Regions from separate parts of the Homo sapiens genome. Here region 1 is linked to region 2. A link is an interaction called in ENCODE POLR2A ChIA-PET data of the cell type or tissue named here. Cell type or tissue: Panc1. All regions are shown on one strand. Each heading gives the region's core, and the rest is flanking DNA. Links, peaks and the distances in the headings are about the cores only. Region 1 holds the start of LINC01173 (long intergenic non-protein coding RNA 1173). Region 2 overlaps LOC105373938 (a long non-coding RNA gene).

What was found. ChIA-PET counts read pairs that join two places held together with the same protein. Peaks named below come from ENCODE experiments on the same cell type or tissue, not always from the same donor. Only the 100,000 strongest peaks of a DNase experiment are listed, where the experiment ranks them.
Region 1: POLR2A ChIA-PET joins it to region 2 with 9 read pairs; 7 of 35 experiments call an interaction of 5 or more read pairs at or near these places.

Annotation. Positions count from the first base shown.
Region 1 is chr2:234,677,907-234,693,969 of GRCh38, reverse strand. LINC01173 (long intergenic non-protein coding RNA 1173) reads right to left here and starts at 11,302. Exons shown (of 3, transcript NR_132376.1): 1 at 11,202-11,302. RefSeq lists a silencer at 1,451-1,745 and an enhancer at 5,489-6,114. In Panc1, for the core only: no CTCF peak of the experiment used is centred there; no DNase peak of the experiment used is centred there.
Region 2 is chr2:234,935,283-234,951,345 of GRCh38, reverse strand. It overlaps LOC105373938 (a long non-coding RNA gene), which reads right to left. Exons shown (of 7, transcript XR_007088132.1): 2 at 5,644-5,703; 3 at 2,223-2,482; 4 at 1,561-1,760; 5 at 1,411-1,479; 6 at 1-748. Among named protein-coding and RNA genes, the nearest start is that of SH3BP4, 8.7 kb to the left of the region's middle. RefSeq lists an enhancer at 15,886-16,063. In Panc1, for the core only: no CTCF peak of the experiment used is centred there; no DNase peak of the experiment used is centred there; H3K27ac peaks cover 1,324 bases.

The sequences.
Region 1 (16,063 bases), core at 5,873-8,372, 260 kb after region 2:
ACCAAGGTTCTTTTGAAGTCTTATGGTGGCTGCCCTTTAGAGATAACAGATGACAAATGTTTCCTATTCAGATCTTTAGAAGGTGCTAGACTTTTAGTTAATCTCTTTAGGATTGGGAGGGTCTTGAAGAAAAAGAACTAGCTAGGTTAATAGAGATTCTTTATAGATGCAAATTTTCCCCCACAAAGGACAGCTTTGCAGGGCCATTTCAAGATATGGCAAAGAAACATGTTTTGGGGTAAAATATTTTGATTTTCTTCCTTGTCTCATAATGTTATGCCAGAGTCAGGTTGGAAAGTAAGTCATCCTATATAGGGTTAAATTAAACCCATCTGATGAGAATTTATGATTTGTAGAACATGACTCCCCAGACCCTTGAGATAGAAATTCGGACAAGATAAAAAAAAATCAGATGATAGTCCTCAGGATCACCACAATGTCTTTCAGACTCACTCCTCTGAGATCCACCTTCCATACAGCAGCCAGAGGGACGTTATTCAACCAACCAGATCTTATCACTCCAGACAGTGGCTTCCCCTTGCACTTCCTGATTAAAATCCTGAATGTGGCCGGGTGCAATGGCTCATGCCTGTAATCCCAGCGCTTTTATGAGGCCAAGGTGTGTGGATCATAAGGTCAGGAGTTCAAGACCAGCCTGGCCAAGATGGTGAAACCCCATCTCTACTAAAAATACAAAAATTGGGCCGGGCATGGTGGCTTATGTCTGTAATCCTAGCACTTTGGGAGGCCGAGGTGGGCAGATCACAAGTTCAGGAGATCGAGACCATCCTGGTTAACACGGTGAAACCCCATCTGTACTAAAAATACAAAAAATTAGCCGGGTGTGGTGGCACATGCCTGCAGTCCCAGCTATTCGGGAGGCTGAGGCAGGAGAATCACTTGAACCTGGGAGGTGGAGGTTGCAGTGAGTCAAGATCTCACCACTGCACTCCACCCTGGGTGACAGAGTGAGACTCCGTCTCAAATAAATAAATAAATAAATAAATAAAAATAAAATCCTGAATGTGCCTTGCCAGGCCCTGCAGATGTCCCATCCCCCTGGAGTTATCTTATGCCACTCTCTTCTCTTTTGTTTTCTTGAAAATGCCTACCTCTTCATTTGCCAAAAGGCCTTTGTTCCTAGTCCTGCACTTGGAATGCTTCCAATCTCTGCTGCAGCCCTGGCCCCAGCATAGCCCTGCTTTCCAACTCCATTGACCCCCCAGGACCCAGTGTGGATGCCAGGTCCTCAGCAATGCCTTCTCTCCTCTCTCCAACCCCCAGTATTAGTCAGGGCTCCCTGCTTCCTTGGACATCACCCTAAGCACCCTTCTTACCTAGTTCTCTCTTCTGCCTGTAATTATATTAGGTTGACACAAAAGTAATTGCATTAAAAGTAATGGAGAAACTACAATTACTTTTGCATCAACCTAATACATTTACTTACAGGTTTATTTGTTAATGCTTGTCACCCCATGAAACTGTGGGTCCATGGGGGCAGGAGCCTATTGGTTTTGTTACCTACCACTCCATCCCTCACTGAGGAGCTAGGTAAATATTTGTTAAGTGAATGAATCGATTCATTCACACTGCTGATATCACATCAGCCCTTTTGTTAGAAGCCTTTAAAAACCTCCAGTCTCCTATAAGGCTCTATCTTCCTTATTCCAAATTGCTTCATACTTTGCTTTATTTTTTTTGGAGACCGAGTCTTGCTCTGTCACCCAGGCTGGAGTGCAGTGGTATGATCTAGGCTGATTGCAACCTCTGCCTCCTGGGTTCAAGCGAACCTCCTGCCTCAACCTCCCAAGTACCTGGGACTACTGGTGTGTGCCACCATTCCTGGCTAATTTTTGTGTTTTTAGTAGAGACAGGGCTTTGCCATGTGGGCCAGGCTGGTCTCAAACTTCTGGCCTCAAGTGATCCTCCCACGTGGGTCTCCCAACATGCTGGGATTACAGGCGTGAGCCGCTGTGCCTGGCCCATACTTGCTTTCAGTTTATTTTTTGTATCGTATACTTTCACTCCACACCCTATTGCCAGTTTCACCTCAGTGTAGCCACATTTCTCTTGGCCTCTGGAGCTCTATTTTCCATACTAAAACCTTTATCATCCTTTAAAGTTCAGCTCCAACTTCACTTTTTTGGTGCGGTCTTTCCTTCTAGAAGTCTGTAACATTTGCTTGTAACACTCGAGCTCATGTTTCTTTCTGCCTCATAGTAAATCAGGTGCTTTAATACCTCCCTTTACCACTAAATTGAAAGAATAAAAATCTCTTAGTTGTTATGATATTCGTCTAAGTTTGTAGCTCATAGGAGTTGCCAGGGAAAGATATGTTTGTCAAATTAATAAAAGCTTTCTTTAGTTAAAATACCATCCTCTGCAGTTACAAGGTTCCATCTCCTGGATCTTTTAAAGCATTTGTATTTGTCAGTATAAAGCATTCACAAAAGGATTCACTTTAAACCTTGCTGTGGACTGATCCCGCTGGGGATTTTCTATTAATCATTTAGTATTGGGTATCTGGTGACGACGGTCGTAGGGAAAAGCAATGGGAGCAGAGAAGCAAAATCCCGCCCCAGGCACATGATGGTCTTTGCACAGCCTGGTCTTTGAGTTATCGTCTTTGTAAATGGATATGGTGGCACAATTTCAGTGCCAAGAAGATAGACTGTTTTCATTTATTTTACATTATACGTTAGGACCTAAATATAAATATTCCAGCTATTCATCTCAGCATGATTTGGTTGTGGAAACATAATCGGAATTGTCTAAGAGACGCAGGCGGTGTCTATTTTGGTCCTGGCACAGGAAACTCAGCCTTTGTCCATTTTTACAGTTTGATTTATGGGAGGTTAAAAATTCATAATGCAGCAGCTAACCTCCAGCAAATATTGTTTTTTGCATGAGCCAATTCAAACGCTCCCTCATCTCAGGTTTCCTGTTCAAACGGTCTAGAAATGTGGAGTTTAGCTGCTACACACCAGCTTAAACTACTGAAAATCAGCCAGCCTTTGCCCTGTGGGGATCGGGAGGGGCTCAGCCCAGAAGACAAAGAGAGGGGCTAGGGAGCCATCCATCCACCTCTCAGGCACACTTTCTGTGTCAGCTGCCTGATGCTTGTTATTTTACTTAATCTTCCAGTAATCTCATGACATAGACCCCATTAGCTTTACTTCTCAGAAGCAGGAACTGAGACAGGTTAAGCAACCTGCCTGAGCTTGCAGCACTGGTGAATGGCCAAATGGCTTGGCCTGACTGTCAGGCTGTATGTGGGGCTTCCTGCTGCAGACAGCAAGCTGCAGCATGGTGGGATGTCTGCAGCTTACTGCTGGCTGTCCTGCTGCCTAGAGGCAGCGATGCAGAGAATTCATATAGTGGAAGTTGCGGGGGGGGGTTCATTTTCTTCTGGGCAACAACACAGAGCTGCCCTGTGCTTTGTGAAGTGTGGACACATAAGAGCATCCTATAGTCAAAGCGTGAGCTACACATCTAACTGTGCCAGGGGACAGGTAAACCCCCCTTTCCCTGCAGACACTGCTATGGATGCCTCACTCTCCCTTCTACCTCCCCAGGCTCTCAAAGGCCCTATGGACGGCTCTGGCCCACAGAAGCTTCTGATTGTTTGAAAGGAGCATCAGGGCCTAAAGGCTGCTCCGTGGGTGCTACTGCAGGGTGCGGCTGTTCCAGGACTCAGGGCTTGTCAGGATCCCGCGTGTGTGAGTGCAGGCCCCAGAGACTCCACACTAATTGCACCTGCTCAAAACTCTCTCCTAACTAACTGGACCACAGAGGCCGTGAGATAAAGAGACCCTGCCCTGGGCCAAGAGAAACACTGATGTAAACAGACAGGGAGACCAGGATGGAGGAAGCACGAAGGTGGCAGAAGGACACCCATGAGGTCTGCTTGGCAGTGCTGGGCTAAGTCAGGAGATGCAAGTGTTGCGCTGGCAATGCCATGGCCTGGGGATTTGAGGAAGCCTCTCCAGGCTCCTTATCAGGACGTAGATTTCATGGCTGACCTAGAGCTACCTGAGCAGGCCGGATTCATACTCCATCACTTTCCATTAAAATATCCCAAAAACAGGCCGGGCATGGTGGCTCATGCCTGTATTCCCAGCACTTTAAGAGGCTGAGGTGGGAGGATCACCTGAGGTCAGGAATTCGAGACCAGCCTGGCCAATATGGTGAAACCCATCTCTTCCGAAAAATACAAAAATTAGCTGGGGATGGTGGTGGCCACCTGTAATCCCACCTGTAATACTTGGGAGGCTGAGGCAGGAGAATCGCTTGAACACAGGAGGCAGAGGCTGTAGTGAGCAGGAGCTGAAATCATGCCATTGCACTCCAGCCTGGGCGACAAGAGTGAAACTCCGTCTCAAAAAAAAAAAAAAAAAAAAAATCCGGAAAATAAAAACATCTAACAGCTTGGAAAATTAGGACCTAGAGTTTCTAGGCCAATGTTGGACCTAGAGTTTAGGATGACTATTTGTATATTTTAGCAGAGCTTGGGTTTAATTGAGGAACACAGGGAATTCCCCCAAGTCCGCTGCATGAGATCAGCATAGCAGGTCCCAGAGAAGGTAGGAAAAGACTTTGACCCCCTGGGTGATCTTTGTTTGAGTCCACATTAATCAGAAAACAGAGCGGACACCCTCTCACTGCACAAGGTCACTGCACAAGGACTATCTCTGAAGCTATCAGCGGTGTTCCTACTTTCATCTACCTTTATTCCTCCTCTATATCTTTGAGCTCTAGTTCTCGACATGGTGGTGGGTGGGGGAAGGTCACTTGGCCACCTGCACGTGGACAGGGTAGTTCAAGGGAGGTTGTAATTCATGAAAACTTCTCTGGGTAGAACAAACATTTAATCCACAGGGGGAAGAACACTCACCATATACTAGGCAAGACCAACACACTACATGGGATTTTTTTAAAGGAAAAAGATAAAAATTCACATATATTTAGACAAAAGAGAAAAGAGGGCAGATTATTTAAAAACAAACAAAAATTAATCTGACATCAGACATTTCTGCAAAAGCCAGGGGATGATGTCCCCAAATTCACACACTTCTAAGAGGTAAAAATTGAGTCAAAGTTAGGTACAAAGACTATCATACCCAGCCACACTTTTACAACACAGGGTCATCCTTGGTTACATTGGGGATTAGAAAATGACCATTCACATTCTCTTTTATAATTAGTTAAGAGATATTCTAGCCAACATAAAAGCAATCAATATAAAGAATTAATTACCAAAAAAAGAGCACCTTACTTAGTCACCCCTTTAGTTAATAAACATTTATTGAATGGTTGCAAGGTGCCAAGGCATTGTGCTAGTAAGCAAAATTTTGAACAAAACCAGAAAGGTCCATGCCCTTGTGAAGCCCACAGTCCAAGGGACAAGAGGGAAATAAACAGGCAAACACCTACCAGGAGACAGGTAACATAGTGGCATGGTGCATGGTGGGATGGTGACAGGGTGAGATGGTGGTGTGGTAACTTGATAACATAGTTCAGTATGACAGGGTGCATCATGACACAGTGGTACAGTAAGTAACATCTCACCATATCATGGTGAGATGGTGGCATGGTGATGTGGCATGGTGATATGGTGATGTGACATGATGGCATTGTGGCAAGATGTGATATGGTGGCATGGTGATATGGTGTCATGGTGATGTTGTGACATGGTGACATGGTGGTATCGTGGCATGGTGGCATAATGATGTGGTGATATGGTGGCATGATGGTGTGTGACGTGATATGGCATGATGATGTGGTGGCATGGTAACATGGTGGCATGATGATGTGGTGGCATGGTGGTGTGGTGAGGTGGTGACATGGGGACATTGCAGCATGGTGGCATGATGTCATGGTGGTATGGTGGCATGGTGGTGAGTTGATGTGTGGCATAGTGACATGGTGGAATGATGGCACGATGGTGTGGTAGCATGGTGACATGATGGCATGGGTGGCATGGTGGCGTGGTGACATGGTGGTGTGGTAATGGGGTAGCATGGTGGTATAGGGGCATAGTGGCATGGTGGCTTTAGGGCATGGTGGCTTGGTAACATGGTAGGTACGGTGATTCTAAAGAACCAAGCCCAGTTCAGGGTGGCCTGAACACAGGGTAGGTGAGAACTGAAATGGATCGAACACAGAGACCACACAGCACCACAGCCCATGAGGCCTAGGCAGAGGCTGTGTGGTCTTGATCACTAAGGCTCTGCCACTTCTTAGCTCAGCATCTGGCTCATAGTATAGGTCCTCAATAAATATTTATTGGATGAATAAATGAGTTACATTAAAATGGCCTAAAAAGAGAAAAAAAATCTCAAATAATTTTTACTTTATTAAAAATAGCAATGATAATATACGTCGATCTAGGTCTATAATGTGAAAGTAAATTAACAAAGACTAGGAAATAATCAAGTGCATAGGAAGAGATAAAGTGTAATAAATTTTAAGTCTTATGTAAAAAGGAGTCAAAATAATTGCTTTATTCTGGACTTAGATAATTAGAGAACACATTTAAATAGATATTTTAAAAATTAAAAGTATTCATTGGTATAATTTTTAAAAATACCATCGTACAAATAACATGAATATAAAAGAAAGCTACAGTAAAGTATACAATGGAAAGCCTAACAAAGCAAGATGAGAGGCATAAGGGTCAAGCATTTTCGTTATGATGATAAATGTTGGCAGTTTAAATTCCGCTATATCAAAGCAAAGTCTTATAATAGGAAGCAAAAATAGGATATGATACAAGAAATAAATATTAAGGAGAGCTCTTTTACAATTTAAAATAAAAGACTGGGGAAAGATAGACAGGAAAGTTCACATGACAGAGGAAACGATTATTTCAATATGAAGAAAATGTAGGCATCAACTCAAGGAGCCTTAAAGTGGCAATAAAAGTCATGTTGTGTTATGAAAGGTATTAGCAGTAAAAATGGTCCTTAGCCTTCATATGCTGAGAAACACAGTACTGGCACTGTATATTCACATTTTAAAAGTCAAGAAGAAATGATCAAAATACAACTATTAGGGAGAGTTTATCAGTACCACTACTCTATGGTAGATCAGGAAACAATGAAAAGAGAATTAGTTGCGTGTGGCTGCCATAACAAATTGCCACAAATGTGATGGTTTAAAATGACACATATTGACTGTCTCACAATTGTGCAGGTCAGAAGGCTGTAATCAGTTTCACTGGGCTGAAATGGAGATGTCAGTAGGGCCTCACCGTCTCCAGAGGCTCTGGGGAGGACCTGTTTTCCTGCCCTTTCTTGTCTTTTCTAGCTTGGAGCTGCATTCCTTACATTCCCTGGCTCCTGGCCCCTCCCTCCACCTTCAAAGCCAGCAGCATAGCATCCAGCTTCAGTGGTCACAAGGCCTTCTTCTTCTCTATCAAATCTCTCTCTGCCTCCCTCTTGTAAGAATACTTGTGATTTGCATTTAGGGCATACCTGGATAATCCAGGTGAGAAAAGAAAAATAGCTGAGAGCAGTCTGAACGATGTGGGCAGAACTTACCAGGCTCAGAGATACTTGAGCACAGGGCTTCAGTCTCACCCTGCCCTTCCACACCTATGCTGGGGGCAATTGTTTAAAAGCATTTCAGACCAGATGTCTCACCCTTATATCCTGTTCCTGGAATTAGTGATACAAAAGACAATGTATAGCCATTCAATAGACTATGTTATTTTAATGTAAATTGTTGGTGAACAGCTTAGGAACTGCCTCTCCTTCTTTTCTTTAAAATCCGACTTGTAACTGCTGTTAATTAGAATGTAGATTCAGGGCAATTAGGATCTATGCTCCTGGGTTGCAGTCCTCAAATTTGGCCCAAATAAACTCTCTACTTTTATTAATTTTGCCTCAGTTTTTTTTTCCTTTAAGTTGATTCAGGATAATCTTCCCATCTCAATACTGTTAATCACATCTGCAAAGTCTTGTCTTATAAAGTAATATCCAAAGGTTTGAGGGATTAGGACCTGTATATCTTAAGGGGCCACTGTTCAGCCTATCACAATGATAATGTAAGACTTAGAAAAGATAAAGATAAAGCTCGTACTAATAGGACTACTAATTTTTGAATGTCCATGGAACATTTACAAAAGTTGCATATATTTGCCTCTATAAAATCCTCAGAGCAAAACTTGTTATTCGTGAACATAATTTTCTAAAATTCAAGATTTATAATAAACATTTAGAAAGAATAACCCAATTAGTTAAGATATAACAAATAAAATAAAAGCCCTCTCAGATAACTAATAGGATATCAAATATTATTTCAGTATATTTAGAAAATTATTAAAAAGGAAGACACTATGTAACTAAGGCTTTCCAAGGTATTGGGAGAGGCCAATTATTAACCCTAAATGCTTTCATTTCCAAATGAAGAAGAAAAAAAATATATGTTATCCTTCAACGTAGGGAATTAGAAAGAACATAATATAGATGAAATCAGAAATTAATGACTTTTAAGATGATGGGATTAATAAGTGAAACAAAAAATGATTTATTTGCAAAGACAATAAATACCTCTGCCCAGTGTAGTCAAGGAATAGGGAAACTGTAGAAAAATAAACTTAGTGAAGGTCTTCGTTTCTCATTCCTATCAACACATTACAATGTTACTTTGGAGGCTCTGGACAGAAGACAAAAACAAGTAATATACATTTGATATGAAGAAGATAGAAGTATTACTATTTGCAGCCAGTATGATTGTATATAAACACCCCAGATTGTCAATCAAAATAACATATGGATTGTGGATAGAATTCAGTGGCTGATTCTGAAAGTAATATATAAAAAATCAGGTCTTTATAATGTCTATAACCACTTGGAAAACATACAAATAATTATAGATACTATTATTACACACCAAAAAATAAGTAATACCAATATTTACATAACATGTCTTGGATGATAAGACTATTTTGTATGATTAAATTTCCCAACTTACATAATTAAAATAATTCCAAACAAAGTCTCTATACTATTTTTGGGAAAACTTGTTAAAATAAATCCAAAGTTCATGTGGAAGAAAAAAGTGTTGAGAATAAATTTTAAATGTTTTGAAAGAAAGTATTATGAGGGGAAATGACTTTTCCAAATATTAAAAATGCCATAAAGCTGTGTTGATTTTTAGTTCATATAGCCCTATTATTAGAGAAGGAGTTTGAATATGTGATGAAGTTGGCAAAGGCAAATAGTATGAGAAGTCATGGATTATTTAATGGAAAATGCAGACACTGCTAGTTAGAGGGAAATGTGTTGGCTAATGAAACGTGTGGTGAAGCAACTTCCTAGAATATGTTAACTGGGTATGCAGGGGGGTTATTAAAGTCCTGATAAGTCACAAGTTCACAAAGAATATATACTCCTTGATCCATAGAAGAGGTGGCCTGTAGATGTTCCAAGAGAAACCACTGTAGCCTATTTTCTAAAATAATTGAACACACCCACCATACCATAGAGACTCAGCCACAGAGAGAACCAACACCACATACCCATCCTGTTTTCTCAATCCCAAACAGAAGACCAAGAATCACCAGGCAGAGGAGGAGACCTAAACTCTGTGCAAGAAAAATAAAATCTTAAGACCCCAAAGTCACTATGCCAGAGGCAAAAATTCAGCCTGTGAACTGATTCACAAAAAACAAAACAAAACAAAATACATATAACAGAAACAAACAAACAAACAAAACCTGCCTTTCTTTGTTCCCAGAGAGCTGTAATTTCACATGCTAACTTTATCTTATGTAAAATGTAGATTTACTGAGCTCGAGAGGAATGCATTATTGACTTTTCCCCCTACTCCTCTCTTTTTATGTAAAATGTCGATGCAGTGAGCACTAATCAGAGCCTCACAAGAATGTAACTGCTTGCCTCATTGCCTGCCCTCCTTTTTTTTTTTTCTTTCCTCCTTTCACTCCTGTCTGCTCTTTTGCCTTTAAATATTGATGTTCATGAAACTCTCTTCGGATAAAGAACAGGCCACAGATCCTACTGTAACTTCTGTTTTTTTTTCCTGGGTGCATCCTCAACTTTGGCAAAATAAACTTCTAAATTGATTGACATTTGTCTCAGATACCTTTTGATTTCTAGCTCAAACAAGAAAGACCTGAACAAAGAAACAGAAAAAAATATAAACAGAAAAAATATGGTAATTTAGGATACAGAAAATATCTAAGAATAATATTCCAATTAATAGAGAGATGTAAAATTTTTAGTACATAAACCAAGAACAAAATATTCTGAAAAAGAAAGAAATGGAAAAGAACAACTATTTGAGATTTAAAAATAAAGGTGGAGTCAGGAAAATTTTTCCCAAACATAAAAAGATGAAAAAAATGAGAGATATGATGAGACATAAGTGTGACAGAAAAAGAAAACAGAGAAAACAGTGGAATCATCAGATAAAAAACAGAAATGATTGAAATTGATGAAGATAAAACTTCACACAAAAAGAACCTGCTCCCCAATGAATTATAAATGACCCATCCCTAAGTGAATCTTACAGCCTCTGTGATCATGTTTCCCTTTGAATTGAATTCTAGAAAGTATAGAAGTTGTTTCAACCTTATGTCTAGAAAGGTGCTCAGGGACTGAACATTTTCATACTGCGCTTAATTATCTATTTTCAGCTTGTTACCACCACCACTGCACCTCCACCACCATCACATCACTGCTACCGGTACCATCATCACCATAACCACCACCATCACATCACTGCTACCGGTACCATCATCACCATAACCACCACCATCACCACCATAACCACCACCATCACCATCACCATCACATCACTACCATTACCACCACCATTCACCTTCACCACCAGCATAATCACCACTACCACCATCACCACCAAAACCACCACTGTCACTACCACCATCACCACCCACCACCACCACCACCATAACCACCATTATCACCCACCACCACCACCACCATCACCACCAACAGCATCACCACCATCACCACCATAACCACCACTGTCACTACCACTGTCACCATCATCACCATCATTACCACCACTGTTACCACCATCATCACCGCTACTACCCATCACCATCACACCATCACCCTCACCTTTACCACCATCACTATAGGCATCTAAGGCTGGGAACTACATTTCCCAGAATCCCATTCCTTGTGCAGATTTGCTTTAGAGTTTCTACTTACATAAGATGAGGAAAGTGGAATTGACAGTTGCCAGGTCTGAGCCTAGGCCTTAGGAAGCATCATGCATTTCCATTTGCCAGCCTGTGGTCTGCCTTCACTATGAAAAGAACATGCCCCAACTGGCCTCTCTGGTCCCAGGAGGGCAAGAGACTCGTGGAGCAGAGCCAGCAGGGTCTGCAGTGAGAGAGGCCCCCAGCTGACTCACAGGCTTATGAGTGCAAAGGGAATGCTGCAGTTGTCAGCCACGGAGATTTTGTCATTGTCCATTATGCAGCACTTTTGCAGTACTAGTTGAATAATACAGGTGCACTGACCTCATCTTACTTTTCCTATCCTCGTTTTCCATTGTTCCCACGGTTTTCTTCTCTTACTTTTAAAAATTCTACTTTAATACATATATAGTAGTGAGAAGCCTCAAACACTTTTCAGAATAGGTGAAGCACAAATAAGAATGCCCATAAAATATTTTGGAGAATGCTACTTTATCCCTTTTGAATTCCATGCATGTTTCCTATGATTTGTAAATGGTATCATGTGATGGTTCTTAATATTAGTTTGGAATGTAGCTGTTAAGGAGAAATCTAGGATAAAGAAGTCACATGAGAATAATGTCCAATCACTTCTGCCATGGAGGGAGGAAGAATTTTGAAGCCAAATGGAATATTATGAGCAGGTGATGTATATTAAAATAATGCAAATGAGCTAACGGCTGAGTTGAGAGTAATCATTGGCACATAGATTTGTCTCATTCTTCTTTTTTCTTTGAAGAATCCTGTGCTTGTATCTTTTTTACATCAAGGATTTTCTTCTGCCTTATTCTTCTCCAACTCCTTTATTGTTTTAAGATTCATTGCAGTTATAAATTCTGAAAGAAGAAATCTCAAAGTCACAACATAATTAAATCTTAAGCAGAATTATGTGATAAATTATTACAATTATCTTCATTTTATAGGCCAAAGTGCTAGTATGCTTCAGAATGCTTTTTATGTATTGTCCCTCATTCTCCAAATTTAACTTTTTATAGCTTTCTAAAAATGGGATTGTAACATCTCTAATGTTCAGTGATCTGAGAACACAGCGTCAATTGATAACGATAAAAGAAGAAAATCAATCACCACCAATACAAAATCCTAAGGGAATCAACCAAAGTGGAAAACTATATATTTTGAGCAGAGGCTTAAAAGAAGGGAAAATTATGGCTTTGTTAGCTCTTCTCTCCATTCTGCAAGCATAAAGCAGGTCTGCGTAATTTATTTTTGAGGCTACTCTGTAAGCCTATGCTGAGACGCGGTGAGTGCTTGCTGTGAAATGGTTCATTAATTCTCCTCCTGTTTTGCTGCATTGAAGCAGATGATGATGATTAACCTAGCAACATGGGGAAATAGACAAATCACTCTGAACCCCTGGGATGGGGAAACATTGCTCATTGTGTGTGGACAATCAGATTTTTCTTCCTATGTCATAAACGTAGTGTTGTTCTTTCTCTTCATTTATCTAAGTTCTGTGCTGCAGTGGTGCAGTTCAACATGAGGATGTTTGTGTCCTACTCTGAGCTCCTTTGTGATAATATTTTTTAACACAGAGGGTCCCAACTTACCATGGTTTGACTTGTGATTTTTCAACTTTGCAATGCTACCCATACAACCATTCTGTTTTTGACTTTTAGTACAGAAGTCAATAAATTACATGAGATATTCAACACTTTATTATAAGATAGGCTTTGTGTGAGATGATTTTGCCCAACTGTTGGCTAAGGCATGTTTAAACTAGGCTAGGCTAAGCTATAATGTTGGGTAGGCGAGGCGTATTGAGTGCATTTTCAACTTATGATATTCTCAACTTACAATGGGTTTATTAGGACATAACCCCGTTGTAAAAGGAGGAGGATCTGTACATGCACCCGGGAGGGTTTTTTACCCTGTCTTGAGGGCAGGCTGGTTTTGAGGACTGATTGAGGGAGGGGCAGATTCCATATTCGGAGGGTGAGGGGTGCACTAATGTGGAGAGTTAGATGATGGTCTCTGAGACAATGTTGAGTGGAGAGTAGAAGGTGCTAGCAACCTGCCCACTAAATCTTCTGTGCAAGCCTTGGGAGAAGCAATGGCTTTATGCACAGGTGTCAACCTACTCAGCTCAGTTACTGGAGACAGCGCTAAGCCCAGGCTGTACAGAGCAGGATCTGGGGTCTTTCAGCTTCAATTCTGCCAATGAATGTGGGACACATCTGGCTGGTCTGATATTCAGGATTGTGTCCAAAGGGCGAGGGTGCCTGCACTGAGGGACAGATGTGAGAGGGGACAGTCCCTGCTTCAGTCACATGGAGATATTCAACCAATTTTCTGTAATGGTATAGAAGAGAGGAAAGGAAAGTCGCTGGTGGCCGGTGACCCTGGGGTTGAGAAATTGTGCAGCAGGTCAATGACCACAGCAATGCAGCCAAGGCCTGGGCTGGCCAGAGGACAGAACGACTTTCCTGGTTTTCTGTCGGCCCTGTGAACTTGGCTGGGGCATGGGTGAGTCATGGTGAGTGAGCTCTGGAATTCTTTGATCCATCAGGGAAAGGAAGTGGGATTCTTGCAAAAGCAAGAAAAATGATCTTGCGGGATACGAAAAAAGCTTAAACCATGTGATGATTTAAAATGAGGAATAAAGGAGATTTGACCTCATGTTTAAGCCAGGCTGAGGGAATGAGTTGTGTCTGCTACAGAGACCATATTTTTATGAAGTGCAGCAAAGCCTTCCAGCTCCTTGTGCTTTTCTAATACATAGGAGTTCTAGGAATGTACTATAAAACACTCAAGTAACAGAAAGGTTGTGTCAGAAGAACAGTATTTGTTTAACATCCTCATACGTGCAGAACAGGAGTCACGTTCAAAGGAAGACTGAAGGCAAAGAAAGTCAGAGTATGAAACAGCATGTTCACCGGAAACAGAATTTTATTTCTGAGAGGGAGCTTGGCTGGGGTTTGCCGGCAGGCAGAGTGACGGCAGTGAGAGACTGAGTTAGTTGGCGATGGCTGCCTAACAAGTGATCACAAACTCAGCAGCTGAAAACAACAAAACAGCCCATCCTCATCATTTACAGATTCCGTATTTGTGAATTCTCCCACTGCTGAAATCGATTAGTAACCCCAAAATTGATACCCGAGGTGCTTTCATGCTCACTGGTGGATGTGCACAGAGCTTTGAAACATTTGAGTCACCCAAGGCACACATCCCACTGAGTTGAGCAAAGCAACGCTCTGCCTTCTTGCTCCAGCTCGCACGTTGTAAACAATTGTCCTTTTCACAGTCTATTTAGTGCCATGGTTTGTCACCAATTTGTGTTTTTGATAGTGATTTCACTGTTTAAGATGGTCCCAAGCACAGCACAGAAGAGCCGTCTGGTGTTCCCAAGCATGAGAAGGCTGTGATGTGCTTCCTGGAGGAAATCCGTGTGTTAGAGAAGCTTCACACAGGCATGAGTTGTGGCGTTGTTGGCCACGAGTTGTTCAATGTAACGAATCAACAATATATATTAAATCAGGTGCCTGTCAATAGAAACACACATAAAACAAGGTTACGTGTTGATTGGGTGACCAAAAAATGTTGTGACCAGAGACTCATAGGAACCTAACCCTGCATTCCCCATAGCAGCAATGGTATTTGCTAATTCGGTGTTCATGGTGACTTCACAGAACATAACTATGGTGTATAATGAGAATCAACTGTGCATTTATCCTCTTGCGACTTCTGTGGGTCAGCAGACTGGGCATGGCTTAGTTGGGACCTCAGGTTCTTACAAGGTTGTGGTCAGATATCAGCCAAGCTGCATGCCTCTTCCAAGCTCGTGTGGTTGTTGGCAGAATTCAGTCCCTTGTGGCTCTACACTGAGTCCTCTTTTCTAGCTGGCTGTAGCTGCAGCTGTTCTCAGCACCTAAAGGCTGTCTGCAGTTCCTTGCCATGTGGTGTTCTTGCAGGATGGCAGCTTATGTCTTCAAGTAATCTCACTCCAGTCAGCTGTGAGAGCATCTCCTACAGCAGCAACCAGGGACTGATTTCATGGAAGACAATATTTCCATGGACCAGGGGTGGGGTGGGGGGCAGTCTCAGGATTATTCAAGCACATTACATTAATTGTGCATGTTCTATTATTATTACATTGTAATATATAATGAAATAATTCTGCAACTCACCATAATGCAGAATCAGTGGGAGCCTTAAGCTTGTTTTCCTACAACTAGATAGTCCCATCTAGGGGTGATGGGAGACAGTGACAGATCATCAGGCATTAGATTCTCATAAGGAGCACACAACCTAGATCCCTCACATGCGCAGTTCCCAATGGGTTTTGTGCTCCTGTGAGAATCTAATGCTGCTGCTAATCTGACAGGTGGTGGAGCTCAGGTGGTAAGTGAGCAATGAGGAGCGGCTGTAAATACAGATGAAGCTTCGCTGGCTCACCCACCACTCACCTGCTGCTGTGCAACCTGGTTCCTAACGGGTACTGGTCCATGGCCCCATGGTTGGAATACCACCTTGCATGTAACATTACCTTTAGTGAGGGGCATCCCATCACCTCTGACATACTCCATTGGCTAGAATCAAGTCGCAGGTTCCACTCAAGGGGAAGGGTCACACAAGGCTTGACTCATGGGGGGATCACATTAAGATGCAGCTGCTGTAGAGACTGACCCCAAATCTTCCAGAAGACTCCATGCAAACCCAGGAAAGATGAGATGTCACTGATTACTCAGGAAAGAGCTAATAATTTGGAAATTCATGTCAACAGAGGATGAGTCATCAAGGCTGTGTCTTGGTGTAGAAAGGATGCTGTGTGGGAGGTCTCCTGGGTCCTTGTGCCAGCTCTATCAGTACCTGCAA
Region 2 (16,063 bases), core at 2,813-5,312:
GCCTCTGGGCCCCCGGCGCGTAAAACAGGCCTGGCACGTAGTAGGCGCTCCATCAATGCCCAGTGAGTGAACGCACCACTTAACTATGTGGCCAGCAACGTCTATGGACCGACACATCTAATCCTAAAAAAAAAAAAAAATCCCAATTTTGGCTAGTCCATTTCACACGAGTAAACTAGAGCTCGGAGGGTTGGTTCGCCACAGAGGAGAAGGGTAGAACCAGAATCTGAACCGAGGCCGACTCCAGAGGCTGGGGTCTAACCACTGCGCCACTGCCTGGGGCCCTCGGGACTGCGCCCACCCCCACCCCGGGAACCCGGAGCCCAGGAGAAAGCGCGGGTCTTTGCCGGGGAAGAAGCCAACATTTGTTGCTCCTGGTCCTGAGCGAGACACACACAGTCAGTCCTCACCATTAACCCCGAGGCAGATATTGTTATTGTCCCCGTTTTTATAGGTGGCTTGAGACGTGCAGCACTATGTTATGATCGCATGGGGCGTGCCAGAGTCTGAATTCAAACCGGGTATGTTCAGACTCCCGAGCCCCTGCGGCTGCCCCTAAGGCCTGCCGCTCCTGCCGTCTGGGAGACCTTCCTTTCCCTAAGGAATCTGGTTTTCTGCCACTCCATTTGAAGTCTGTGTTGAAGTTTCAGGAGACACAGGTGGACAGAGGCACCGACCTAGGGCTCGGGAGAAGGGTGGACATTGCTGTTCCGATTTTGGTGTCATCTGTGTGTAGATCATGGAATTCCTGAAAATGGATACGAGTATCCCTAAAATACATGCCGCAGATTTTGAAAGGAGGCAGTGAGGCGAAGGGGCAGGTGGAGGAAGCAGAGAAGCCTCCGAGCAGAGGAGAGTTTCTGGGTGGCTAGGAGGTCTGATTGGTGTAGGGATGTGTCTGGAGTGTGCTTGAATCTCTGGCAAGTTATCTCGCCTCTCTGTGACTCAGTTTCCTAAATGAGTGTAAAAATGAAAGGCAGCATGTAAAGTGCTCAGCAGACTGCCTGGCACACAGTAGCTTTCAGTAAGTTTTAGCTACTATTAGTACTGCTATCCCAAATGACATCCACACTGTGTTTTTTAAAAAATGCCTATAAAAACATTGAAAAAGACAAGCCAGTAGAAAATGGACAAAAGCTATGAAGGTAATTCCTGAAATGCCACAAATGGCTCAAAGCATGAAAAGCTCCTTGACTATACTAGTGAGGGAGCTAAGGCAAAACATACACACACAAAAAACAATCGAATAAGAAAACTCAAGGCCTGTCCAGGCAGCTCAGTTCACTGAGCAGAGAGGGAGAAAGATACCCTAAAAACCACAAAGAACAAAGTGCCATGGAAACGCAGAATAGAACATGAATAAACAAAGCATTACAGATTTCGCCTGGGGAAGCAGAGAGTGTGTCTTACGATGTCCACATATGTATGCGCAGTACTTGCTATAGTCATGCCTCAAGCATCCTCAAACCAGTCCACATCCTAGAGAGGAATTAACAGAGGTCAGAATGTTTAAACAAAGTGGTTAAAAAAAAAAAGAAAAAAAAAACAAGAACACATTACCTTATATTCTTACTACAGTAACTGGAATTCTTCTTCAGCTCCTATGAGCCAGGGAGACAACATTACTGGTTTAGATGTAAGTTGTTTATGAACTGTTTTCTTTTTGTATCCTGGAAGGCAGAAAGGTCTCTAGATGTTGCTTCCTGTTGAATGTGTGCTTTTTTTCCACCAGTTTTTGTTACTTGCTCTTCTAAAGGCCTCTGGATCAAAAGAAAAAAAAATGAGCTATTCATTCATAACATTCAATTATTCAATAAGCCTTTCCAGTGGGAACACATACAGCAAAATCAATAACTTGGGTTTTTATTTTTTTTTAGTACAGAGATAACACATTTGTTTCAAAGGATTAAAATGATTAGAGAAATGTGTAGAGTAAAAAGTAAGCATCGATCCTAAGTTCCTACCCTTTCCCAGATTCCATAGTTCACAGTGAATTATACTCTACCAGAGGTTTTCCCCAAGCGTTTGCACGCGTTGGGTGCGTGCATGTGTAGATGATACATATGTGCGTGATGTGTGTGGGTATATATACGTGGACATGCATCTATGTATAAAGACAGTGTGGTAGGTTCTAAAATCAGGCTGCCCAGCTTTGAATGCCAGACCCACCACTCACCTGCTGGGTGACATAAAGCAGGGCCACTCAGTACCAGTGTTCTCACCTTGAAGTGGGTACAGTGCTCCCCAGGATTAATGGAGGTGCTGCATGGAGACTGCTTAATGTAGTGCTGGGCGCACGGCACATTGTTTACAAATATAAGCTGTTACTATTCGTGTTTACACACACATATACGTTATTCTTTGTTTCACATTAATAAGTTGAAGACAGTGAAATTTGGATGTCTCAAAAGGACTCCACTTGGCAAATCTCTCGGTGAGCGCTGGCTCCTCTGTGTTGGGGTGTACTCAGCGGCTCTGTTGTCTAGGAAAGTAAGATGCACACAGATGAGCAGGGAAAGATTGGGGTAGGTTTGACAGTCAATGTGCTGCATCTGTTACTAACACCAGCAACAGTTCAATCACACCAAGCACCACCAATTCATTCCAAGGACTTCTCAGAATAGATACAACACTCCCAGAAAAAGCAGCCCGGGCAAGAATAACTCCCAAGTAATATACACTATCCCAAACTCTACATAAGCTCTCTAATATGTTATAACATTCTGACCACCTATAAAATACACTTCATATTAGGAAATAACTACTCAGAAATTGCATGTGGCCCATAATGAAAATATCTCTCTATGGACAAAAACATTCTCAGCAATGAAATAAAAAGAATAATGTTCTTCTGGTGAAGTGAAATCATTAATGATCAAAATGCCCATGTCACAGGGAAAATAGAATACAAATGTACAAAACACAGCTAAAGGGCAAAGAAGAGCACAAGGCATAGGATATTTTTCAAATGGAATCTGTAAGAGTAGAAATTTAATCGTCAATGTGGGTGAATGGATTTTTAAATTAGTTGCCTCTGACTCAGAATGCAGAGAGAGGACCTGTTATCAAAATGCAAGCCTAGATACATACCCTCTGTTGGTGATAAAATTTGGATATTTGTTCCTTCAAAATCTCATGTTGAAATATGACTCCCAATGTTGGAGGTGGGACCTGGTGGGAGGTGTCTGGGTCATGGTGACAGACCCCTCATGGCTTGGTGCTGTCCCCCCAATAGTGACTGAGTACTGGGGAGATCTGGCCTTTGAAAGTATGTGGCACCTCCCCCTCTTTCTCTTGCTCCCACTTCGCTTTCCACCATAAGTAAAAGCTCCCTGAGGCCTCATCAGAAACTGAGCAGATGCCAGAGCCATGCTTGTACAGCCCACAGAACTGTGAGCCAAATATATCTCTTTTCTGTATAAATTACCCAGTCTCAGGTATTCCTTTATAGCAACACAAGAACAGCCTAATACAGTGGATTTAAGTTGAGGGAGAAAATGCTGCTTACATGATTCACAAGCCTACAGAATGACATTCATTTGTTCAAGAAATACTTATTGGACATCTGCTGCATGCCAGCCCCGAGCGTGGCCCCAGGGAGTGAGAGCCCTGGTGAGACAGAGGCAGCTGAGATTCCAGAGTGGACCCAGGCAGAAGGGGAACCACAAAGCCTACAGGTGGTGATAAGCATCCTAAAAGAAAGCACAGTGGGCTGTGAACTAGGATGAGGTGAGACCTGCTTTATGTGGGAGGGCTGGAGAAGGCCCTAGGGGAGGTGACATTGGACCCGAAGGGAAAGGAGTGGAGAGGGGCGTGCTGGGCAGAGGGAACAGCATGTGCAAAGACCCTGAGGCTTGAAAGCGCTTCACACCCTCAGGGAACTGAAATGACACCAGTGAGGCTGGAGAGAAAAGAATGAAGTGAATGGAAAGAGGGAAAGAGAGAGATTCCAAGGGGACCGTGTTGGGAAATGGGGGCTCATGGGGCATCTAGATGCTGCCCATCCTCTGTAACTTCCCCAGCAGCTTGGAGAACGTTACTTTGCCAAGAATTCAGTGAGACACTAGCTATAAGAGAGAGCAAGACTTCGGTTTTGCCAGAAAATGTTGGGTGATCTGTTTGCCATTCTGAGAAGCCTCTATCCTTCCAGTTCTAAAAAGCTGTGACAGGGAGCCCCACCACATGGCTGACTGTCCTTAATAAATGTATATGCACTGGGCCTGGGCACTGCGGCTCACGCCTGTAATCCCAGCACTTTGGGAGGCCAATGTGGGTGGATCATCTGAGGTCAGGAGTTTGAGACCAGTCTGGCCAACATAGTGAAACCTCATCTCTACTTAAAAAAAAAAAAAAAAAAATAGCAGGTGTGGTATCACATGCCTGTAGTTATAGCTACTCAGGAGGCTGAGGCAGAAGAATCGCTTGAACCTAGGAGGCGGAGGTTGCAGTGACCCGAGATCGAACCACTGCACTCCAACCTGGGCGACAGAGCAAGAATCTGTCTCAAGAAAAAAAAAATTCATATGCAGTGGGACATAACCCAGGCATCCCAGGAGCATACAGAATCCAGAAGGGATGCAGAGACAAAATGATCTGCTGAAAAGAGTTCTGTGGCTTTAAGGAAACTTCCAGAAATACTTCTAAACAAATATTCATTACCTTGCTCATTTACTCACTTATCCATTCAACAAATATGTGTGGAATGCTTACTGTGTGTCAGGCAGTGTGCTAGGAGCTGAGGATAGGAAGATAGGTATGTTCTAGATTCTTCTACTTAAGGAGTACACAGTTGCTATCATTCTATATAGTTAGTCTATAGAACGATAGTTGGATAAGTGTCAGGGTACACAGAGGAAGGCCACCTGGACCCATCCTGGATGTAGGTGGGCATGGGTATCCTCAGGGATGGATGATGAAGGGTGAATACGATTTGTTAGTAGGCTTAGAAACAGAGCTGGGGGGCCGGGCGCCGTGGCTCACGCCTGTAATCCCAGCACTTTGGGAGGCCGAGCGGGCAGATCACTTGAGGTCAGGAGTTTGGGACCAGCCTGGCCAACATGGTGAAGCCCTGTCTCTACTAAAAATACAAAAATTAGCTGGCTGTGGTGGCGTGTGCCTGTAATCCCAGCTACTTGGGAGGCTGAGGCAGGAGAATTGCTTGAACTGGGGAGGCAGAGGTTGCAGTGAACCAAGATCGCACCACTGTACTCCAGCCTGGGCGACAGAGCGAGACTCCGTCTCAGAAAAAAAAAAAGAGAAACAGAACTAGGGGACAGACATCCCAGGCAGAATCTGCAAGTGCAAAGTTTGGAGGTTTGAGGAAGTTCCAGGGAAGGAGCAAAGGGCTTTCTGTGTCTGGCAAGGAGAGTGGGATATTTCTGCGAGGCCAAGGAACACCAGGCCAGACATGCAGGTTACCTCAAATCCCAGAAAGTCCTGCAAAGCATAGAATCAAAACTGTACAAGGCCAGTTGTCTGCACGTTAATATTTCAATGTCAAACTATGAAAATTTAACAAAGGCATTTTGGTGAGTTTGGGAATGTAAAAAAGAGGTGACAGGTTTGCAATCCACAGCCAGTCTTGTGATTAAGAAATAGCACGAACAGCAGAACATTCTGCCCAGAGGGCTGAGATTTACTCACACTTGTTCCTCTGGTTCACACATGGCTTTTCCACATGGCCTGGGAGAAGTTGCTTTATTTCTTAAAAAAAAAAAAAAAAAAAAAAAAAAATCAGGGATGGGCGCGGTGGCTCATGCCTGTAATCCCAGCATTCTGGGAGGCCGAGGCGGGCGGATCACATGAGGTCAGGAGCTTGAGACAGACCTAGCCAACATGGCGAAACCCTGTCTCTACTAAAAAATGCAAAAATTAGATGGGTGTGGTGGCGAGCGCCTGTAATCCCAGCTACTCGGGAGACTGAGGCAGGAGAATTGCTTGAATCCTGGAGGCGGAGGTTGCAGTGAGCCGAGACGGCACCACTACACTCCAGGCTGGGCAACAGAGCAAGACCCTGTCAAAAATAAATAAATAAATAAATAAATAAATAAAAAAAAATCAGTAACTACTAGTCATGTCAACATGGATATCAATTGGATTTAAATAGGGATTTAAATTGGTGTTTTCCATTTACATCAAAAAAGGAGAAAGATCTCAAACAACTTAACATCATGCCTCAAGGAAATACAGAAAGAAGAATAAACTAAGCCCATTGTTAGTAGAAGGAAAAAAATAATAAAGATCAGAGGAGAAATAAATGAAAGAGACTAAAAAAAAAATACAAAAGATTAATAAAACCAAGAGTTGGTTTTTTGAAAAGATAAATGGCCAGGTATGGTGGCTTATGCCTATAATCTTAGCACTTAAGGAGGCCAAGGGGAGGTGAATCACTTGAGGCCAGGAGTTCGAGACCAGCCTGGCCAACATAGTAAAACCCTGTCTCTACTGAAAATACAAAAATTAGCCAGGTGTGGTGGCGTGTACCTGTAGTCCCAGATACTCGGGAGGCTGAGGCATGAGAATTGCTTGAACCTAGGAGGTGGAGGTTGCAGTGAGCCAAGATCTCATCACTGCTCTCCAGCTTGGGTGACAGAGCACGACTCTGTCTCAAAAAATAAAAAAAAAAATAAAGAAAGAAAAAGAAAAGATAAACAAAACTGACAGACCTTTAGCTAAACTAAGAAAAAACGAGAGGACAAATAAATAAAGTCAGAAATACAAGAGGAAATAATACAACGTGATACTACAGAAATATAAAGGATCCTAAGAAACCTCATGGTTTCACTGCTGAATTTTACCAAACATTTAAAGAATAACTAATACCAATCTTTCACAAACTCTTCCAAAAATTAAAGAGGAGGAAATACTTCAAACTCTTTTTATGAGGCCAGCATTACTCTGACACCAAAACCAGAAAAAGACACTACAAAAAATAAATCAATACATAAATAGGTAAGTAAAACTACAGGCCAGGATCCCTGTTGAACATAGATACAAAAATCCTCAAAAAAATACTAGCAAGCTGAATTCAGCAACACATTAAAAGGATCATTCACCATGATTAAGTGGGATTTATCACAGGATAGGAGGATGGTTCAACAAATGTAAATCTACAAATGCAATACACCACATTAACAGAATGAGGGACAAAAACCCTGTGATCATCTCATCAGACACAGAAAAAGCATTTGACAAAACTTGACATCCTTTCATGATAAAAACTCTCAACAAATTAGGTATAGAAGGAATGTACCTCAACACAATAAAGAACATATATATATGGTAAGCACACAGTTAGCCTTGTACTCAATGGTGAAAAACTGAAACCCTTTCCTCTAAAATTCAGAACAAGACAAGGAAACCTACTCTCACCACTTCTATTTAACATCATGTTGGAAGTCCTTGCAATTAGGCAAGAGAAAGAAATAAAAAGCATCCAAATGGGAAAGGAAGAAGTGAAATTGTTGCTGTCTGTTATCCCATACAGAGGAAACCTTAAAGATTTCACCAAAAAACTGTTAGGACTTAGAAATTAATACGTAAAGTTGAGGATTACAAAAGCAACACATAAAAATCAGTAGTTTCCATTGATTTGTTGACACTGCAGACTTTCCAAAAAACAAATTAAAAGAGCAATCTCATTTACAATGGCTTCAAAAACAAAAACAACTTAAGAATAAATGTAGCCAAGTAGGTGAAAACCTGTATACTGAAAACCATAAAATGTTGATGAAAGAAATTGAAGAAAACACACATAAACAGAAAGATATCCTATGTTCACAGATTGGAAGAAGTAATATTGTTAAAGTATCTGTGCTACCCAAAACAATCTACAGAATTAATGAAATCTCTATAAAATCTCCAATGTAATTTTACATAAAATAGAAACAATGATCCTAAAATTCATACAAAACCACAAAAGAAATCCAAATAGCCAAGGAAATCACACACAAAAAGAGCAAAGCTGGAGGCATGACACTACTTGAATTCAAACTATACTACAAAGTGATAGTAATTAAAACAGCATGACACAGACATAAAAATAGACACATTAACCAATGGAACAGAATAGAGAGCCCAAAAATGAATGCACATCTGTACAGTCAATAGGTTTTTGACAAAGGTGCTAAGAATAGACAATGGGAAAAGGACAGTCTGTTCACTAAATGGTACTGGGAAAATTGGACATTCATATGCAGAAGAATAAAATTGGATCCTTATCTCACCCCATATACAAAAATCAACTCAAAATGGATTAAATATTTAAACATAAAATATTAAAAAAAATAGCCATGTCTCAAGACTTGAGACTATAAAACTACTGAAGGAGAATATTGGGGAAAAATTACATTAGTCTACATAATGATGTTTTTAGATTTGATTCCAAAAGTACAGGTAAGAAAAGCACAAATAAACGAAGGGGATTACATCAAACTAAAAAAGCTTCTGTACGATAAAGGAAACAATTAACAATGAAAAGGCATCCCACAGATTGGGAGGAAATATTTGCAAGCCATATATCTAATAAGGGGTTAATATCCAAAATATATAAGGTACTCAAACAACTCTATTAGGAGAAAAAAAAAAATCTGATTTTAAAATAGCAAGAGACCTGAATAGATATTTCCCAAAAGAAGACATATAAATGGCCCACAGATATATGAAAAAATGTTCAACATCATTAATCATTAGGAAAGTGCAAATTAAAACCACAATGAGACATCAACTCACACCTGTCAGAATGGCTATTATCAAAATGACAAAATGTAGCAGTGTTGGTGAGGGTGTGGAGAAAGGGGAACCCTTGTAGGCTGTTGGTGGGAATGTCAATTAGTACAGCCATTATGGAAGAGAGTATGGAAGTTCCTCTAAAAACTAAAAGTAGAATTACCGTATGATCCAGCAATCCCACTTCTGGGTATTTACCCAAAAGATTTGAAATAAGTATGTTGAAGAGAAATTTGCACTTCCATGTTCATTGCAGCACTATCCACAATAGCCAAAATATGAAATCAACCTAAGTGTCCATCAACAGATGAATGGAGAAAGATAATGTTGTATATATACACGGTAGAATACTATTCAGCCTTTAAAAAGAAAGAAATTTTGTAATTTTCAGTAACGTAGATGGAAGAGAAAAACATTATGCCCAGGCACAGAAAGACAAATACCACATGTTCTTACTTATATGGGAAATCTAAAACAGTCAAACTCATTGAAATGAAGAGTAGAATGGCGGTAACAGAGGCTGGGGGTTGGGAGCATGAGGAGATGACAGTCAAAGGGTACAAAGCCTCAGTTAGACAGGAGGAATAGTAGTTTTTTTCTTTGAAATCTGTTGCATAGCATGGTAAATATAGTAAATAATAGTGTATTGTATGTTTCAAAATTGCTAATAGAGTAAATTTTAAGTGTTCTCACCCTAAAAACTGATGAATATTTGAGGTGATGGATGTATTTGTTGGCTTGATCTAATGACTTCACATTGTATTCATGAATCAAAGTATCACTTTGTATCCCATAAGTATATACAACTATAGCTTGTTAATTTATAATAAAAATGATAATTTGATATAATCAGAAAAAAATTGCTGTTTTCAAGAAAGTGAGGGGGATGTGGACACAGATTCCATAGCAAAACCTGCAAATTTTTCTTCTCTTTTGCTGTTGTGTCTACTGGTGGGTGGACTTTTCTCTCTGTGTGTAAGATGTTAGAGAAGGCATTCTCTCTTCTTCCCTCCGTCTTCCTCCCTGTCTCCCACTCTCCCTCTTCTTTTTTCTTTCTCTCCTCCACCCTCCTCTCCTCTCCCTCCCTCTCTTCTTTCCTTCCCCCTTTTCTCCTGCATTATAAGGAGCTTTACCGCTTAGCTACCTTAGCCACATTTCTGTTCTCGTTGACCTTTTGAGGGCCAGAGAGAAGCACAGATTTGAGATTGCTGTTTAGATAGCACATTTCTCACTGGGGAGAGGTAAAGGTCTGGTGAACATGTGGCTCTTAACATCTGGAAAGTCAATAGCAAACCTTTGTATTCCTGGCCTCTGGTGCATTTTGGGTTGCCTGCCTGCCACTCTACCACCTTGTTCATGAACTGTACCCCCATCTTCCTTTAGGGAGTCACACTCAGATGTGTGCTTCTGGTGGCACCCACAGCTCCTGACTCCAGGACCAGCCAATCGGAACCTCCAAACCTCAGGGGCAGACACCTGAGCCAGGTCAGGCCAAGGGGACAGAAACCCGGGGCTTTTGCTGGAAGCATGCGGGAGAGAAGCTGCAAAGAAGCCATGTCCATTTCTTATTTCCATTTTGTTTTGGTTATAAAGGGCAGAGGAGGGAAATGATTTGCTTCTTTATGCTTGCTTGTGCATCAGGTGCTTTTGAGAGATAGTTTGAAAAAGAAAAAAAGAAAACAAGAAGTGCCCTGGTGGGGTGCTTGTTTTGTGCGGGGCCCCATTTCTGCAGCCCAGTAGGTGATGAAGAGAGCTCACGCTTGCTGGGACTCTAAGACATCTGAGCCTGGACCTCACAGTTCATTCTTCCCCAGCGGCATGCTGGCCTGAAAGCAGGTACTGGCCCTGGAGAGGAATTTGGAGGCTGCCAGGTGCCCTGCGCCTCTGGTCAGTGCAGAGCAGGGCAGCACTTGGAGCTGTCACTGAAGAGAGGCTGTGTAGGGCGAGGGCCCGCTGCGGGCTCAGCTTTGGGGTGATCTCTCCCTAAGGACCTCCCCTTGAGCTGGTAGTTTTGTGTATCAGCCTGTCTCCCTAGGGGTTCTGGGAGGGCAGAGAGTGGAGGGCAGGTGGCTCTGCTCCCTCCCCAGGTAACGGGCATGGTCAGAGAGGGCCACTGTGGGGGCAGTAATCTCACAGGCTCACTGTCTACACACACTTGGAAAGAACAGGGAGGGGGCTTCCTGATTTTCTCCTCTGAGCATCCGAATCTAAATTATCATAGATGAGGGCAGGAAGGAACTCGTCTATTTCTGGAGTCTAATATGTGAGAAGTTCTTTTAGACAGCAACTAAAGGACTGGGTCTCAAAAACTGTCACATATTAAAAATGTCTAATTCTATGCTGCAGGCTAAAAGCACCACCGCCCTCCCACCAGCCCTCCTACGTCTGTTTCTGATGTCAATTTCTAGTTCCTTCTCCTCATAGAGGCAGGGTATGGAATCTAGGCAATGGGACACTGGTTTCTGGGCTGCTTCTTAGTCCTGTATAAACCTGATCTATTTCATCTTCACAAGAACCGGCCACCCGTATCTCTCAGGGGAGGACTCCCAGGCCTGGCAATTGTCTCTGTTTATGCAGTTGTTCCAAATGCCACCTTTGGATTCCAATTCTTTATCAGTTGTTTACATGGGAAGTTCTTCCTGACATTTATTCTGCTCCGCACCTTGCAGGTGGACCACCCTGCCTGGGCTGGGGTACTCTCTGATGCCCTGGCCTTTGGGTCTAGCGTCTCAGGCAGCTGTGGAAAGAGTCAGGCAAAGGCATAGATTGTCATCTTCAGATCTCTCTGCATACTTTCCAGGTTAGCAAGTTCCCCAATAAGCACCGAGTCTGTGGAAAGAGTCAGGCAAAGGCATAGATTGTCATCTTCAGACCTCTCTGCATACTTTCCAGGTTAGCAAATTCCCCAATAAGCACCGAGTCAAATTGAACTAATAGCTCTTGAGTGCTTCTTCTGAGCCAGATACTATGCTGCACACATTGCCTCCTATTATTTTCATTTTTACAAACTCATTCTCAGTGATTAAATACTTTGCCCAAGATCACAGATAGATAGCTGGGAAGTGGCACATGACAGGCTCGAACCCAGGTCTCCCTAACAGCATATGTTTTTCACCTGCAACTCTTGTGCCTACTGATGCTTCCCCACAGGTGAGGGCTGTACAGTCCTAGGTGTGCCCATTGCTGCCTGTGTGACCTTGAATAGGTCACTTTTCTTCTCTACAGTTGGATCAAATAAGCAGATGAACTAGATCATCTCTGAAGTCCCCTCAACCCTTGACAGGCCAGGTCCATGTGTTCATTGAATAAACGTGTAAGAGCCTACTGTGGGCCAGGCATTGTTGGAGTCACAGGGAATATTGCAATGCACATGCTGTCACAGAATTAAAATCAGGTAGGGGTAACAGGCAATAAATGACAACATAAAAAAGTCTAGGGGATGCGTTTTCCTTTCTCCTTTCCCTAGACTTGAGAATCACTGCCAAGGAAGATCATCAAGAACTCCAAGGGAAAAAAGGGCCGTTCAGAAGGAGAGGGGGCTATTCCCACACACAGAGGCTCCCAGGGTTGCAGTGTGCCCCGAGCACAGGCTAGAGTCTGACATCTCTGGGGTGGAATGGGATAAAGGCAGACTGTTTCTTCAGGCTTATTTTTCATGCCCCTGTGTGCTCCAAGGGGATTTAGACAGTTCGTGATAAATAATACAAAGTCCATAAAGCCATTAAAAAGAAAGGAAATGTTTAGGAGCCTTGTAATATGGACTAAAGATGGAAGGAGTTGTGTTTTTTTTTTATCCCAGCAAAACTTGGCTGAGGTGTATGCCTGCAACGGAGCATAAGATTTAACACCGAGCTCCCAGGTAACTAAAGAAAATGGAACACACAGGAAGTTATGAATACACTAATTATCCACTAACAATAATTTTATCACTTATCCAGAGAGACCAGAGTTTTTCACCTCTAATGCGCACAGCGCACCTGATGGATATGTATTTCTTCCCTCGGTGTTCTTACAAATTTCTTTCTGTTCCCAGGGTTGTGAAATTTCTTGAGATGTCACTTTGTGTTCTATTTTCATCTATTGTGATTTGTGATGAACAATTTAACAGCCTTTCAATCTGGAAACACACGTGCTTCTTGTGTTTAAATTGTGGGAGATTTTCCTGAATTTTTTTCTTTAATAATTTGAACCCGGCCTGGCGCAGTGGCTCATGCCTATAATCCCAGCTCTTTGGGAGGCTGAGCGGGGGTGGATCACTTGAGGTCAGGAGTTCGAGACCAGCTTGGCCAACATGGTGAAACCCTGTCCCTACTGAAAATACAAAAATCAGCCAGGCGTGGTGGCGCATGCCTGTAATCTCAGCTACTTGGGAGGCTAAGGCTGAAGAATCACTTGAACCCAGGAGGCAGAGGTTGCAGTGAGCTGAGATTGCGCCACTGTACTCCAGCCTAGGTGACACAGTGAGACTCTGTCTCAAAAAAAAAAAAAAAAAAAATGAGCCCCTCCATTTTCTGTCTCTGGAACTCTGATTTTTTTCTCTCTCTGGGACTCTGATTTTTTTGGATGTTTGACCCTGTGTTCTTTATTTTTTTCCTCATGTATTCCCTATCTCTGTGTCCATTTGCTCAGCTCTTTTTAGATACTGGCTTCATTTTATTTTCCAAATTTTCTACTGAATTCCAAAATCTTTGCCATTATACTTCTAATAGTCTATTTTTTTTAAACACAAATATTAGCCTCCCACCAACACTATTCTGCACCTTACCTTCTGCCCAAACAGAATATCCTGGAAATGGTGTCAAAGCAGAGGACAGAGTGTTGCCTCCTTCTCTTTAATGGACATACAGTGTTTCATTGCATGGCTGTGCCAGACTTTATTCACCACGTTGGGGTGGTTCTGAAGGATGACGGGCATCCACTAACTGAGAGGGGGCTCTGGGCATCACAGGTAGAGGAGCAAGTCGGTGGGAAGATGTGGGATGTGAGATAGCCTGGGACATTGCAAGAACTGGGCATGGGTGGCCAGGATGAGATTGTAGTACATGTGTCTGTGCGTGTGTGTTGGAGAGAATGTGACTTGAGAGTCAGATGAAGGACAGGTCGCTTTTCCAAGTGATGTTAACAGAATACTCTAGACTGAAAAGCAGAGGAGGGCCGTGAGGACATCTGTTCCTCAGAAGTTCCTCCTATCTGCAGTGTGGAAGGTGGACCAGAAGGGGATGAGACTTGGGTCATGAAGGACAGTTAAATGGTTGTTTCAGAAACCGGGGCAAGAAGTGATGAGGGTTGGAACGGGGGCAGTGGCAGTGTGGTAAGCAGAGATGCTCGATGTGAGGACGGCAGGCACTGTCTGGTTTGTGGCTGTGTGGAGGGAACGAAGGAGAAGACTAGCACGATGCCTCCGTTCGGCCAGTTGACTTAGCAGACAAAGTCTCCCTTCACAGGATGGGGAATCCCAGAGAGGAAGCAGTTCTGAGGGGAATGAAGAACTTAGGTTTGGACATGTTGAGTCTGAGATATTTCTGGGACATCCAAATAGAGATGTCCTAATGATGGGGGTCTGATTCTTAACCAAGAGGTGTGGGCTGACGTTGTAGATTCATCGGGACAGTGATGGAAACTGTCATTCACTCCTGGACACCTTGGCGCATGCTCTCCCTCCACTCGTTCCTCTCTCACTGTATCTCCCCTGATGCTCCTCGAGCACATGCAGCAGGGACCTGCCTGAGGGTCTCTGGACTTGCTGTTCTGTTTGCCAAGTGCACGCTCCCCAGGACTTCATGTTGGCCACCTTCCTGTGTCATTCCATCTCTGATCAGCAGCCTCCCTCTCTGATCACCCTAATCCAGGTAGAGCCCTCTCCTAACTGTTACTCTCCATCAGCTTCGCCTCCTTTTCTTTTGCTGCCCAGTGTTTATCATCACCTGTCTTTGTGGTACATACTTAAGCATTCATTTATTTGTCACTTGTTCCTTGCTCTCCGCCCTCGCTCTGCATTGAAATGTAAGTTCTTCCAGAGGAGAGGCGATTGCCATATCCACTGGGCCTAAACACTCCCTGGGAACAAGTTGGTGCCCCAGAAATATTTGTGGAGGGAATGAGTGAGTGTCCAGAGGGAGTCAAGGGAAGACTCAGAAGGTACCCTTGGGGAAACAGAAGGGAAGTCAAGGTAGCCCAGCCTCCAAAGGCCAGGAGAGAACAGATTTCAAGTAGGAGAGATGGGTCAGCCATGTCAGATGTGAGTGGGATGGCAAAAAAGAGAAAAGCAAAGGACCCCTGTTGGTTTGGCAACAGGAAGAGCATGGGCTGCTTTAGCCATGACAGAGGGGCAGAGGGCGGAGGGCAGACTGGGAGGTGAGAGTGGGTGACTAGGGGTCAGGATGTTTTTAAGAAATTTGTTATGCATAAAGACATACAGAGTGATTTAATGGACTTTGTGGACTCCGGGGCAGGTGGGAGGCAGGTGAGGGACAAAAGAGTACACATCGGGTACAGTGTACACCGCTCAAGTGATGGGTGTTCTCAGTCCCAGACTTCACCACTACAGAATTCATCCGTGTAACCAGAAACAACTTGTACTCTCAAAGCTATTAAGATTTTTAAAAAAGAGAAGAAACTGGCTATGAGTGGATCAAGATAAGGGAGGAGCTAGAAGGAGACCAAGATATTTTCCTTTTTTTCCCCCTCCAAATCATTGTTTATTGGTTTTGAGGTGCAACAGCCAGATAAATGACAGGGCACAGTCTGAATGGGCACCTGGAGGTGCCTTTTCAGAGGCAGAAGCATCTGAGATGGTCGCCAGAGTCTAGAGGTGGCAGTGGGGGCAGGAAGCAGGCAGGGCCTGTGCCCTCTCTGTGGAGGCAGCGGTGCACCGCCGGGTCAGTCTCTCTCTGCCTCAGCCCCTCTACTGCTCCCCTCTCCCCATAAGTAGGCTCTGATAAAGCTGGCCTCCATAAGTATGGATTTTCACACATTGTATGTTGCACTTGCTAGTGTGACTGAGGCTGGTGAGAGTCAGGGGTGCCTCTTATTACAGTGTTGTGCTGTCTGAAGTCCCTACCTTGGCCTGTGGACCTGGGCTTCGCCTTTCCCTCGGCTGCCTCTGCTCTCCACTTGTCAGGCTGTCAACACAGAGGCAGCCCTTCCTGTTCCCCACCAGGAAACCTGCTCTCCAGGCAAACCCGGCCACTGGAGGTAAAGAGTCAGTTTGGGGCCAGGCACAGTGGCTTACGCCTGTAATCCCAGCACTCTGGGAGGCTCAGGTGGGTGGATCACAAGGTCAAGAGATTGAGACCATCCTGGCCAACGTGGTGAAACCTCGTCTCTACTAAAAATA